Regions from separate parts of the Homo sapiens genome. Here region 1 is linked to region 2. A link is a contact called in ENCODE Hi-C or POLR2A ChIA-PET data. All regions are on one chromosome and are shown on one strand. Each heading gives the region's core, a stretch centred on a gene start or an enhancer-like site at or near the end of the contact. The rest is flanking DNA. Distances are from core to core; before and after follow the strand shown.

What was found. Hi-C counts contacts between places; a loop is a spot of excess contacts on that map. ChIA-PET counts read pairs that join two places held with the same protein, here RNA polymerase II (POLR2A). Pooled maps may share reads with other maps.
Region 1: a pooled map shows a loop between it and region 2 (3-fold over the local background). The contact joins two enhancer-like sites. A Hi-C loop is called at or near these places in 3 of 37 single-sample maps with no recorded cell type and 7 of 50 pooled maps. POLR2A ChIA-PET finds 5 or more read pairs at or near these places in 1 of 52 experiments (B cell).

The regions. Positions count from the first base shown.
Region 1 is chr14:102,523,717-102,531,170 of GRCh38, forward strand. It overlaps LOC105370680 (a long non-coding RNA gene), which reads left to right. Exons shown (of 4, transcript XR_944239.2): 2 at 1,545-1,692; 3 at 7,140-7,312; 4 at 7,422-7,454. Among named protein-coding and RNA genes, the nearest start is that of MIR4309, 12 kb to the right of the region's middle. RefSeq lists a silencer at 827-1,126 and an enhancer at 5,022-5,523. Within about 2 kb of position 4,320, at least 3 of the 41 ENCODE cell types and tissues checked have a DNase peak (open chromatin) inside an H3K27ac peak, as active enhancers do.
Region 2 is chr14:102,803,190-102,809,911 of GRCh38, forward strand. The region is part of intron 1 of TRAF3 (TNF receptor associated factor 3); the gene reads left to right. Among named protein-coding and RNA genes, the nearest start is that of TRAF3, 29 kb to the left of the region's middle. RefSeq lists an enhancer at 2,512-2,601 and a silencer at 6,495-6,654. Within about 2 kb of position 4,427, at least 7 of the 41 ENCODE cell types and tissues checked have a DNase peak (open chromatin) inside an H3K27ac peak, as active enhancers do.

The DNA.
Region 1 (7,454 bases), core at 3,070-5,569, 280 kb before region 2:
GTTTACAGAAAACTCTCCGTGAGGGAACGAGGCCTATTTTCAATGATAAATGCCCCAAATCACAAGTAGTTCAACCCCCAAGTCTGAATTCTCCCAAACTGGAGAAATCGGCTTATTTCCAATAACAAGCTCCAGGCTCAGGGGAGGCCAGCCCAGCCGCGCAGGTGAAGCTGCAATTAGTGCAGGGCAATTAGGGACGCTCCCCGTTCGGGTGGGGCCTGGCCCACGGCGGCGCTTCGGGAGGGAAAGGCAGAGAGGGTGTGCGCCAGCCCCAGCCGCCCACGAACCGCTGGGAGCAGACCCCTCTCTCTGGCCTGGAGGGGACACGGTGCCACTGACTTGAGCCTGGAACCAAAGGGCGGGGTACCCATGCACCCCTGTGCTGAGAGATTCGCTGAGAGCCGCGCAGAGGGCCCCAGAGTCCAAACAGGACACCCAGGATTGAGGCGAGGTTAGGAAACGCACAGTACCTGAGGTCCTCACTTTCAGGGCTCCCTGAGTGATGAAAGGGGGGCTGGGAGAAGGCAGAGGCTGCCCGGGAGAGAAGAGCAGCTTTGGGGGGTTCTGGGTCCCCGCACCCCACCCCGCACTAACCAACTCCCCCAGCCCCAGATAGAAGGGGAGCTGGGCAGGTTCTGGGGGGTCAGCCCCAGGCAGGACCGCTCCCCAACACCCTTCCCTTGGTTACCCTCAGGTATGGAGTCCAGAGTGGAGTCAGCCATGCTCAGACCTTGACCCCCTTTTTTTAAATTTAATTTTTAGTAGAGATAGGGGGTCTCACTATGTTGCCCAGGCTAGCCTCAAACTCCCAATCTCAAGCGATCCTCCCCCCTTGGCTTCCAAAGTGCTGAGATTACGGATCTGAGCCTCCACGCCTGCCCTGAGCCTCGCCCTGCGGCTGCCTGGGCTCCTCCCCGCCTCCGCCCCGGACCACCAGGGGGCGCTGTGAAGCCTGAGACTGGCCGGGCTTCACCTTGGACCCGCCAGGAGTCCCTGCAGGAGTTGGGAGCCCCGCCAGCCACAGCTACTTCCCCGACCCTCCCGGCTTCCCACCGCTGATTGGACCAGGCATGGGCATCTGACTGAGGGGAGCCTATCCATAGGCTGGCCAGTGATCTATCAGGGCTGGCCTAGTGAGAACACGGCCAATCAGATGCTTTCCTGGAACCCGGGGCCAAAGCTGCCCCAGGGGAGTGTGGTAGCCGCAGGCAGAAGGGCTAGCCCGGAGACAGGAGGGGGAGGTCCGAGGAGGGGATCCCGGCGAGGGAGACGCGGGGCGAGTGGCCTGGGCTCCTCCTTGGCTTGACCCAGCTTAGACTTTCTCAAACCGAAGTCATTCTCGCTGGCTCCTGGCGACTCTCATCCTGTCCGCTGTCACCCTTTCGTGATTGACCTGAAATCACTTCGTCACTGCAGCCGCACCCTAAGCATTCATCTCATATCTGTGATGTTTGCTGTGCTCCTTATGTTTGCTCTAATATGGGTTAAACCAAATTCAACACCATCAAAATAATGTTCTTCCATTTGCACACCCACTTTCACAGTAGCAGCGTTCCCAACAGCCAAAAGGTGGGAGCAGCCCACGGGTCCACGGACGGGTGAAGGGGTGAGCAAACAGTCTATACGGACAGTGGAGAGCTCTTTAACCGCAGAAAGAAGGAAATTCTGCATATGCTGCAACATGGATGAAAGGTGAACCCTGACATTATGCGGAGTGCAATAAGCTAGTCACAAAAAGACAAATACTGTAGGATTCCACTTACATTCTGTGTCCAGAGTAGTCAAATTCAGAGAGACAGGAAGTAGAATAGTGGTTGCCAGGGGCTGGGAGGAGCCGTGAATGGGGAGGTATTGTTTAATGGGTATGGAGTTTCGGCTTAGATTGAACTGTACGCTTTTTTTTTCCTTCCTTCCTTCCTTCCTTCCTTCCTTCCTTCCTTCCTTCCTTCCTTCCTCCCTCCCTGCCTCCTTTCTTCTTTCCTTCCTTCTTTCTTTTCCTTCCTTCCTTCCTCTTTTTCTCTTTCCCTCTTTCCCTCCTTTTTCTCTTTCTCTTTCCTTCCTTTCTTTCTTTTTCTTTCTTTCTTCCTTTCTTTCTCTTTCTTTTTCTTTCTCTTTCATTCGTTTGTTCCCTCCCTTTCCTTCCTTCCTTTCTTTCTCTTTCTTTATTTTTCTTTTCTTTCTTTCCATTCCTCCCTTCCTCCTTCTTTCCCCTGACCATGGCAAAGACGTGAACTGTACACTTAAGCATGGTTTAAACGGTAAGTGTTATGTGATGTGCGTTTTACCACCATGTTTGAAAAAGGTTCTTCTGTGCACCCCAGAACCCATCCTGCGTGGGGATCCACAGAGCGCCCAGCCCAGCCTCTGCATGGCATGACCAAGAGCATTTGCTCACCGGGGGGCTCACCGTGGCCTGAGCTAGGGCAAAAGTACCAAGCCAGGATGGCCCTACCCAGCCAGAGCCGGAGACTGAGGGGTCAAACTGGGGTACTTTCCTCGTCTGCAAGGAGAACTCATAGCAGTCCTCTTTAAGGTTCTTTTTTTTTTTTTTTTTGAGACCATGACTCACTCTGTCACCCAGCCTGGAGTGTAGTAGCGCCATCTCAGCTCACTGCAACCTCTGCCTCCCGGGTTCAAGCGATTCTCCTGCCTCTGCCTCAGCCTCTTGAGTAGCTGGGACTATAGGCATGCACCACCATGCCCAGCTAATTTTAGTATTTTTGGTAGATACTGGGATTCACCATGTTGGTCAGGCTGGTCTTGAACTCCTGACCTCAGGTGATCTGCCCGCCTTGGCTTCCCAAAGTGCTGGGATTACAGGCATGAGCCAACGCGCCCGGCCCCTCTTTAAGGCTCTCAAGGGCCCTGTCTGCCAAGGAAGAAAATGCCATCCCAACCCCCAGCCCCACCCCCACTTCCATACACACGTTGGCCTTAGTGGGGACTAAAAGCAGAGAGGAAATGGAGGCTTAGAGAGGTCGAGTGACATGCCCAAGGTCACACAGCCACAACCGGAAGCCAGCAATTCCAATGGCAAAATCCATACTCTCTCTAAAACTTTGCTTCTGAACTACAAGAATGAGAGCCTGGCGAGTGCAGGCTAGGTTGAGGAGAAGCCACCGGACAGACACAGAACACCTTCCGGCGCACCAGCCTTCCGTGGCCATTTGGAGTGGGAGGTGCAAAATTGAGCAAATGCATAAAACCTAACTTTTGCATCACACAAGGATTCCCATGTTGCAGGGGTACCGCGTAACACTCGCATGGAGTTTTTTGGTTTGGGTTTTTTGTTTTGTTTTGTTTTTTTGTTTTGTTTTGTTTTGTTGAGACAGAGTTTTGCTCTTTTTTTTTTCTTTTTTTTTTTTTTGAGACGGAGTTTCGCTCTTGTTGCTCAGGCTGGAGTGCAGTGGCGTGATCTCAGCTCACTACAACCTCTGCCTCCCGAGTTCAAGCGATTCTCCTGCCTCAGCCTCCCAAGTAGCTGGGATTACAGGCCTGCACCACCAGACCCAGCTAATTTTGTATTTTTAGTAGAGACGGGGTTTCACCATGTTGGCCAGGCTTGTCTTGAACTCCCGACCTCAAGTGATCTCCCTGTTTTGGCCTCCCAAAGTGCTAGGATTACAGGCGTGAGCCACCACACCCAGCCTCACGTGGATTTTTGATAAAGCAAGGTTCTTCTGTGATAGCAGCAGGCCTCCATTATCCTGGTCAATTGGCCTGCACAACTAGGGAAACAATGGTGGAAAACTTCGAGAAGCTTGTGTTCCACCTGCCACCAATGGAGAAAGCACCACTCCACTGTGACATGCTTCCTGATGACTCGCTGAACAGAAGGATGCACCCTCAGCCACCAAGGGTGTAGTTTGTGGGTGCCTCCTGGGAACATCAGGTTGGCAACACAAATGCCAGCCCCTCACCCTAGAGTGATTTCAGAGTGTCTCATCTCTTAACTCTGAGTCACAGAGCGGTGGGGAGGAAGACATGGGGCAGGGCAGGGCAGGGCAGGGCTGGGCGTGGCGTGGCCACTCATGGAGCAGAGGGAAGGGTGGAGAGGTGCACTCTGAGTTTGTTGCCTTCATTTGCTTTGTTGATGAAGGAGGAGCCTGAGGGGCCTGGCAGTGGGACTGAGGCTCTGGGCCTTCCTGCTCCCCTGGGTTTGACCCAGACTCCAGCTACCCAGGCATTGCCAGGCAGTATCCTGGGGAAAGGTGGGACCTGCTGCTTCCCACGCCTGCCCTGTGGGATGGGGAGGGCTTGGGGAAGGTGCTGCTATGCCCTGAGTCCCCGGAGCCAAAGACTCCCGAGGGTGACAAGCAGCCCTGCCCGACCTCAGGCCCAGGGGTGATGGCTGTTGGTGGCTCCCAGGCTGAGTCACTGTAGCCTTCCCGTCACTCTCTCTGACACCCAGAGACTGGGTCCTGCCATCCTGGGGTAAGGCAGGGGGCAGGAAGGTGCTTTCGAGAATGTAGCCCTGGCCGGGCACAGTGGCTCACGCCTGTAATCCCAGCACTTTGGGAGGCAGAGGTGGGCAGATCACCTGAGGTCAGGAGTTTGAGACCAACCTGGCCAACATGGTGAAACCACTAAAAATACAACATATACTAAATTACTAAATAAAAAAAATACTAAATACAAAAAGTACTAAAAATACAAAAAAGTAGCTGAGCGTGGTGGTGCACACCTGTAATCCCAGCTGCTTCAGAGGCTCAGGCAGGAGAATCGCTTGAACCTGGGAGGTAGAGGATGCAGTGAGCTGAAATCGTGCCACTGTACTCCAGTCTGGGAGACAGAGCGAGACTCTGTCTCATAAATAAATAAATAATAAATAAATAAATAAATACGTAGCTGTGCCAGAGGCTTAGGGAACTGGGAGTGTCTTAGGGAACTGGGGACCTAGGAGGGGAGGCCACGTGGGTAGGGCTCCCACCCCACTCACTTCAACTGGACATTCTCAGTTCAGGAAGTGATTTTGTTATTGTTGTTGTTGAGCTTCTGAGTAAAATTTCCTGTGAAAAGGGGTTTAGCAGGCGGGCGCAGTGGCTCAAGCCTGTAATCCTACCACTTTGAGAGGTCAAGGCAGGAGGATCGCTTGAACCCAGGAGTTCAAGACCAGTCAGGGCAGCATGGTGAAACCTTCTCTACAAAAAAAAAAAAAAAAAAAAAAAAAAAAAAAAAATTAGCTGGGGGTTGTGGCGTGCACCTGTAGTCTCAGCTACTCGGGAGGCTGAGGTGGGAGGATCACTTGAGCCCACGAGGTTGAGGCTGCAGTGAATGGCAATCACACCATTGGACTACAACCTGGGTGAGAGAGTGAGACACTGTCTCAAAAAAACAAAAATTAAAAAAAGAAAGAAAAAGGAGTTAACTACTAAAAATCATTTCTGGGCCAGGTGCAATGGCAGAGTCCCAGCTACTCTGGAGGCTGAGGTGGGAGGATCATTTGAGTTCTGTAGGTGAAGTCTGCAGTGAGCTGTGAGCACGCCACTGCACTCCAGCCTGGACAACGGAGCAACACCCTGTCTGAAAAAAATATAATAAATTAAAAATAAAGCCTGGGTGCAGTGGATCATGCCTGTAATCCCAGCACTTTGGGAGGCCTAGGTGGTCGGATCACCTGAAGTCAGGAGTTCGAGACCAGCCTGACCAACATGGAGAAACCCGGTCTCTACTAAAAATACAAAATTAGCCAGGCGTGGTGGCATATGCCTGTAATTCCAGCTACTCAGGAAGCTGAAGCAGGAGAATCACTTGAAGCTGGGAGGCAGAGGCTGTGGTGAGCCAAGATCGTGCCACTGCACTCTAGCCTGGGCAAGAAAAGCGAAACTCCATCTCAAAAATAAAATAAAATTAAAAAATAGCCGGGCGCTGTGGCTCACACCTGTAATCCCAGCACCTTGGGAGGCCAAGGCAGGCAGATCACAAGGTCAAGAGTTCGAGACCAGCCTGACCAACATGGTGAAACCTCATCTCTACTAAAAATACGAAAATTAGTCGGGCGTGATTGCACGCCCCTATAGTCCCAGCTACTCAGGAGGCTGAGGCAGGAGAATCGCTTGAACCCGGGAGGCGGAGATTGCAGTGAGTCAAGATGGCGCCACTACACTCCAGTCTGGGTGACAGAGCGAAACTGATCCCAAAAAATAAATAAATAGAATAATGAAGATAGAAATCATTTGGGGTCCCTGCACCCTACATAAAATGTCAAATCATAAACCCCAGGGCCTACTCTGAACCAAGACCTCTCTGTTCCTCACTGTACCTCCTCAGAGAAGAAACTCTGGAAGAGCAAGAAAAGTGTTAGACTCAGAGTCAAGCGGACCCAGTAGAAAACCCCAGAAAAGGACAGCTCAGACTCAATGGAAGCTTATTTTTCTCTCATTGTGAAGATGTCGGCCGGGCGCGGTGGCTCACACCTGTAATCTCAGTACTTTGGGAGGCCAAGGGGAGTGAATCGCTTGAGGTCAGGAGTTCGAGACCAGCCTGGCCAACATGGTGAAACCCCGTCTCTACTAAAAATACAAAAAAATTAGCTGGGCGTGGTGGCAGGCGCCTGTAATCCCAGCTACTTGGGAGGCTGAGGCAGGAGAATCACTTGAACCCGGGAGGTGGAGGTTGCAGTGAGCTGAATTGTGCCACTGCACTCCAGCCTGGGCAACAGAGCAAAATGCTGTCTCAAAAACAAAAACAAAAACAAAATCTGTTTAGAGGGGCCCAGGGCTTATATGGCAAGGAGTGTCACAGTGTCAGGAACCTGGGCTGCCTTTATTCCTTTCATCCTGTGGCTCTGCCGTACCTGGTTTTATTTTTTTTCTTTTTGTTTGCTGTTGTTTTTTGAGATGGAGTTTTGCCCTGTAGCCCAGGCTGGAGTGCAATGGCGCAATCTTGGCTCACTGCAACCTCCGCCTCCTGGGTTCAAGTGATTTTCCTGCCTCAGCCTCCAGAGTAGCTGGGACTATAGGCTCACGCCACCACGCCTGGCTGATTTTTTGTACTTTTAGTAGAGACGGGGTTTCACCATGTTGGCCAGGCTGGTCTCCAACTCCTGACCTCAGGTGATCCACCTGCCTCAGCCTCCCAAAGTACTGGGATTACAGGTGTGAGCCACTGTGCCTGGCCTCTTTTTTTCTTTTTTTTAGACACAGAGTCTGGCTCTGGGGCCCAGGCTTGAGTGCAGTGGTGAGACGGGAGAATAAGTCCTAGAGGAAGGGAACCTGAGGACTTCCCAGAACTAAATCAGATGGAGAGGAGAGAGGAGGCATTTCAGCTACGACAGGAAATATCCTCTTCATTTGCATAGGGCGTTCACCAAGTAAGTGACTTTGTAACTTCATCCTCTTCATTTACATAGGGTGTACACCCAGTAAATAGCTTTGTAACTTCACTTCAGTAACTCACTTTAAGCCTCTTCATTTACATAGGGTGCACACCAAATAACCAATGGAAACCTCTAG
Region 2 (6,722 bases), core at 3,177-5,676:
GCTTGGCCTCCTGGCAGGCTTTTTATAGAGGGAGTGGGATCCTTGCTGGTTATGAAGGACTTGTGTTCCTTAGAGTTACAGTCTTGGAATGTCAGCCCTCAGCTTCTTGTTTTTCTTTTCACCCAGATGGTGCACATAAGGAGGCAGCGTGAGGTGGGGTGGTGGCTAAGGGCGTGAGTGCTGGTGGCAGGCTGCCTGGTCTGAGTGACCCTGGGTCTTGGGCAGTTACCTTCCGTGTGTCTCAGTTCTTTTACCTAGAAATAAGGATAATGGTACTTACCCCCTGGAGTGTGAGATGGAAAGCATTTAGCATAGGTAAGCTCAGTAAAATTTAGCAGTTTTAGTTATCTAGGACTATAATGGAGGTTAAGTTGGCCAGAAGTATAATTTTTTTTTTTTTTTTAAGAGACAGGGTCTCGCTCTGTTGCTTTGGCTGGACTCAAGCTCCTGGGCTCAACTGATCCTCCTGCTTCAGCCTCCTGAGTAGCTGGGTGTGCACCCTGCACCCAGCCAGAAGTGGAATATCTTGTTGGGGCTGGGCTTAGAGCTGGAGCTGGTGGCCGGCTCTGCTCGCTTACAGAATTCTGTACGGTTTCTGATTTCTCTCAGCCCATCTGTCCTTCACTTGCAAGCATCTGATGACTGCTGCATGTACCATAAAAACATGCAAATATATAATTCTTGGCTTTGAGGAGGTGACCCTATGAAATTGACTTAAAAAAGTTGGGCTGGATATAGTGGCTGGCGCCTGTAATCCCAGCACTTTGAGAGGCTCAGGCCGGAGGGTCGCTTGAGCCCAGGAGTTTGATACCCTGTCTGAGAGAGAATTAGCTGGGCATGTTAGTGTGCGCCTGTGGTCCCAGCTACTCAGGAGGCGGGGCGAGAGGGATCCTTCCAGGCTGAGATGTGAGGGTTCTTTGAGCCCAGGAGGTCCATACTGCAGTGAGCCATGATTGGGCCACTGCATTCTAGCCTCAGTGACAGAGTGAGACTGTTTAAAAAAAAAAACAAAAAAAACTTCAGAGGAGTCATATGATTGACTTGTGTGTGTCTACGCAGACTCCCTTTTCTCTGTAGAGACTTACAATCTTCAGTTCTCTGGAGCGTTCTTCAGATTCCCTTGCTCCATGACTGACCTTGGCTAGGAAAATAATTGGGCCGTTTTTGGTGCACAGCAGATGAAAATTATCAGTATGTCCCTAGCTTTCCACTGTGAGGCCGCCGTAGCAACAGAGGACAGTGGATGTGTGACTTGTACCCTTTCAGAGGGCCAAGAACGCAATATCCTAAAGCAGCCTTTTCTTTTTTTATTTTTTGAGTCAGGGTCTCACTCTGTTGCCCAGGCTGGAATGTAATGGCATGATCTCAGCTCACAGGAGCATCAACCTCCTGGGCTCAAGTGATCCTCCCACCTCAGCCTCCCAAGTAGCTGGAACTACAGGTGCAAGCCACCACACTGGATAATTTTTGTATTTTTTGTAGCGACAGGGTTTTGCTATATCGCCCAGGCTGGTCTTGAACTCCTGGCCTCAAGTAATCATCCTGCCCCAGCATCCCAAAGTGCTGGGACTACAGGCATGAGACATCACACCTAACCCTGTTCTTGATACCTGGTTTTTGTGGTCCTTTTTTTCTAAAATTCATATGAATTTTGAGTTCTGCTGTATGATATGTAATATATATGTTCTAATATTACAAACTTCTAAAAATCTTTCTGTGCACCAAAATTGATCCTCCAGGACAGAAAAAATGCCAGTGGTTCTTGTCTATACCACCATATTTTGAGGAACACAAGGAAAGATTTTGACCTTCCCTGGACGTAGAAGAATTTGTATTGTGATTGACACATCTTTAATGCCTTAATTACTTGCCTTCAGTTTTCTTTCCTTTTGGTGCTTAAGGGAGTATTTGTTCTCCATGCATATTTGGTACCCTTTGGTTTAGATAATTTAGATAATTAGCAACTAGTTTTGGTCTCATTATCAGACATTTTACTCTGGACACCCCATCACCACTCCCATCATGGGGGAGTTTGGAGGCCAGGAGATTCACTGGATGCTTCTTTTCTAGTGTGTGCTCTTCTTAGATGGGAAGGAAAAAGGTAAAACCTCAAAAACTCTGTGGTAAACTGATGTGGGAATCTGATACTAAAAATGTCCCAAGTGATTTAAAGTGTGTAAGAATTACTCACTTTTCTGTGGAGAGCGATGTGCATAAAGACAGTGACAAGTGGAAGAAGATATCCAGATGAGACCCTCACTGCCCTCGGTGAGTGGATTGCAGGATGCTGGGAGCCCCCTTGCGTAGAGACTCACCGCTGGACTCCAAGCCCTCTGTGGCTTCTGCTGTGGCTGAGTCATCGCTGCCCAAGACTACTGTTGGGTTCTCCTCCCTGCTGGTGAGCAGTGAGGCACCAGGGAGCCCCTGCCTGCAGCCAGCTCGGTGATTCCATGCAGTTTTACATAGGGAAAGAATGCTCTACCTGGCTACGTTTTCCTGTGTCCTGTTGAAATGAAGAGGTTAGTCATGCATTCCCTCAGCTAGAGCGTGAGGCAGTCCTTCCGAAGATTGTCCAATTTAGACCCAGACTCTTCAAAGGAAATGTCAGCATGTTTTGATGTCATGGTTCAAAACCTCACTGGGATGGTTTGTGTGAGTACATACCTGTTTTACTTTTAGTTTCACTAGAGGATGTCATTTGGACTAGTTGTTTTTAAGTGAACATTTCAAACTTAACTAAATTTGATTCCTGTTTCCTTGGTTGTAGTTACATGGAAAGACCACTGGGTCTGGGACAGTGGTTCTCATCCAGAGATGGAGTTGGTGGGGTGGGGGTGGGGTGCAGTTTCGTACCCTAGGGGGCATTTTGCAGTGTCTGGAAACCTTCAGAAGTGGGGTGGGGGATGCCACTGGCATTGGTAAGTAGAACGAGGGATGCTGTGAACACCCTGCAGTGCTCAGCATATCCCTACAGCAAAGAGTTTTCGGGTTCAAAATGTTAGTTGCGCCAAGGTTGAGAAACCGTGGCTTGGAAATTGTTCATTCACCATACTCTTCTTGATTTCTAGTGAATGTATGACTGTTAAGATTTTATGTTTTCATAAGGTGAGGTACTTTCTACAGAAATTCAGTCTCTTTAGTCATTAAACAGCAGAGGGCACTTGGAGGCTAGAGTGCCCAGAAGTCCATCAAGCCAGTCTGGATAAACCCTTCCCAACATGCCATAATTTACATCAAAACTTTGGTTAGCAGAATGGGAATTTTTGAGTAGATACCATTAGAAAAATAAAATAATTTTCCAGCTGTGGTTCCCAAGTTCCCCAAACTTATGTCTTTAGTCCAAGCTGCCCCTTGAGCTTCAGCTTCGGACCTGCATATTTATTTAACAGCTATTGAGTCCTTGGTATGTGCCGGGCACCCTCCTGTGTACCAGGGCATGGCAGGAAATGATATGGGCAGCTCCCTGTAGTCATGAGGCCTGTGTTCTAAGGCAGACCTTGAAGACAGGGAAGTCCATGTGCTGATTCCAGAAGAATAGAGGGGGCCTGGCAGGGCTGGGGGGAGGTCAAGAGTGGAGTGCTTCATACAGCTGGTCTCAGAGGGGCTCATTGTCCCGGACCTGCAGGACAAGGAGGCGTTTTGTCCACAAACCTTGAGAGTGAGTGAATGGGGCATGACTGGGGCCACTGGGTGTTATTGCTTGAATGACACCTAACCTGTCTCTAGTGAAGCTCTTGATTCCTCCCTACCCCCATCCAGATGCTAGAAGACTGGGGAGCATTTCTTGGTCCCTCTTCTCTCACAATCTGTCGTTGGTGCTCACTTCTGCACCCTGTTTTCCCACGTCCCTGGTCCCCAGCCCAGGCAAGCCTTCTGCTGATGCCGGTGGCCCCAACTTGTCTATCCACTTCACCCCAGTTTTCTCCAGGCCTTTCTCCATGCTGCTGTCAGAGAGATCTAAACATAGGTGGCCTCCTGCCCTTCCCTGAAAACCCTTTACGGCCTCTGACTGCATTCAGTGCACCCTGCATTCCTCCTGATAAGGTCTTGCGTCTCCCTGCTGCCCCAGCTTCAGCCCCAGGAGCCTGCCTGCCCAGGAGGCCATCATTGTTCCCCCTGGACACTGCCTGTCCTGCCTGCTGCCTTGTCCTCCTTTCTCCAGGGGCCTGGGGCCTCAGTCTCTCCATGCCTGCACCTGGAGTCCTGTTGCCTGTGTCCTACAGTTTCCTCCTCAGCCATCCCCACAGGGCTGTGTCCCTTTCTACTAGCCATGTTTATTTTCTTGTGGAGATGGGGTCTTGCTATGCTGCCCAGGCCGGTCTTGGTCTCCTGGCCTCAAGCAGTCCTCTTGCTTTGGCCATCTTTAGATGATAACTCACTCACCTGTGCTGCCTTTCACTTGGAGGATGGGTGGATGATTCACAGGGACCTGCCCTCCTTCCCGCAGAGTTGGGGTTTTTGTGTAGGGGATTTTTCTGTCAGTTATTTTTTCCTCACCTTTCAGAGTATTAAAAGAACTAAGCCATTAGTGGTGAGGCATGAGGGCAGCGACCACAGCTCCAGGGGAGCTCTCTTATCCCTACAGCTGGCAAATGTTCCACCCTGTTTTTATGGCACACAGAAAGGTAGGCGCATAGTGATGTTGTTAGTAAGCTTTTGAAGTAGAGCATGGTGAGTTAGTTGGCCTTTTTACGAAAAAGGAAATGGAAAACTAGCACCATGGCCTTGGCATAATTACTCCAACATGCAAATCAGTACTGGAAGGAAGTTGAGGCAGCATACCTCTATGCTCCACTAGTCCTTAAGACACGTCTGAAAGAAATGAAATTTTATTTTGTTAGAGGTGAAGGAATGCATGGATGGAATGCATGGTCCAGGTGTTTATAACTGTGCATTTATTTGGCGGTTGTTTTGGATGGACAGGAAGTGGGAGGGGAGGGCACAGAGAGTCACTTTGGCCACGTCCCTGGTTTGCCACAGGCTGATACTGGAGCATTCCTAAGTTTCGCAATGGAGATGGATGTGAAAGAAGAACACACTAGGCCAGGTGCGGTGGCTCACACCTGTAATCCCAGCACTTTGGGAGGCTGAGACAGGCGAATCACCTGAGGTCAGGAGTTTGAGACTAGCCTGGCCAAGATGGTGAAACCCCACCTTTACTACAAATACAAAAATTAGCCGGGTGTGGTGGCACATGCCTGTAATCTTAGCTACTCAGGAGGCTGAGGCAGGAGAATTGCTTGAACCCAGGAGGCAGAGGTTGAAGTGAGCCGAGATTGTGCCACTGCACTCCAGCCTGGGCAACAGAGCGAGACTCCATCTCAAAAAAAAAAAAAAAGAAAAGAAGAACCATACTAGTCAGGTGCTAGAGGGCTTCCAAGGCAGCCTCCAAGGGAAGGAAATGTCTGAGAAGTTATTTAAGAGGATTTGTTGGAACAGAAAAACTTCCAAATTGGTCTAGAAGGTGGACCCTAGCTATAGACGCATTTTACAGGACATAATGTAAATATTAAAGGCACATTTTCAGTATTTGGGGAAAATATGTCCTCTGAGTCGAATGACCAATGGCTGTTTCTAGAAAAATTTTAGTTGTAGTTTTAATTTGATTGTCTTGAGCATGGTGATAGATTGACTTTTTTTTTTTTTAAGACAGTCTTACGCTGTTGCCCAGGCTGCAGTGCAGTGGCACGATCTCAGCTCACTGCAGCCTCCACCTCTTGGGTTCAAGTGATTCTCCTGCCTCAGCCTCCCGAGCAGCTGGGATTACAGGTGCGCGCCATCACACCCAGCTAATATTTATTTATTTATTTATTTTGAGATGGCGTCTCGCTCTGTCACCCAGGCTGGAGTGCAGTGGCGCGATCCCTGCTTACTGCAGCTTCTGCCTCCCAGGTTCGAGAGATTCTCCTGCCTCAGCCTCCCAAGTAGCTGGGACTACAGGTGCGTGCCACTACACGCGGCTAATTTTTTGTATTTTTAGTAAAGACTGGGTTTCACTGTGTTAGCCAGGATGGTCTTAATCTCCTGACCTCGTGATCTGCCTGCCTTGGCCTCTCAAAGTGCTGGGATTACAGGCATGAGCCACTGTGCCTGGCCGCACCCGGCTAATTTTTGTATTTTTAGTAGAGACGGGGTTTCACCAGTTGGCCAGGCTGGTCTGAAACTCCTCACCTCAGGTGATCTGCCTGCTTCAGCCTCCCAAAGTGCTGAGATTACAGGCGTGAGCCACCGCGCCTGGCCTAGAGTGACTTTCTTAAAGCTCTGTGTCTCCTGGAAATGGAATGTATCCCAAATGAGGATTATTTTTAAGCTTTATAATAAAATCTTTCACAGCATAGACTTTTTTTTTTTTTTTTTTTTTGAGACGGAGTCTTGCTCTGTTGCCCAGGCTGGAGTTCAGGGGCGCAATCTCGGCTCACTGCAAGCGCCGCCTCCCAGGTTCATGCTATTCTCCTGTCTGTCTCCTGAGTAGCTGGGACCACAGGCGCTCGCCACCACACCCGGCTAATTTTTTGTATTTTTAGTAGAGATGGGGTTTCACCATGTTAGCCAGGATGGTCTCAATCTCCTGACCTCGTGATCTGCCCGCCTCGGCCTCCTAAAGTGCTGGGATTACAGGCATGAGCCACCGCGCTTGGCCCACAGCATAGACTTTTAAAGACCATGTAGGCAAGAACAGATCTTTAAAGGGAAACCTCAGTTTGGCTTTTGAAAGTTCATCT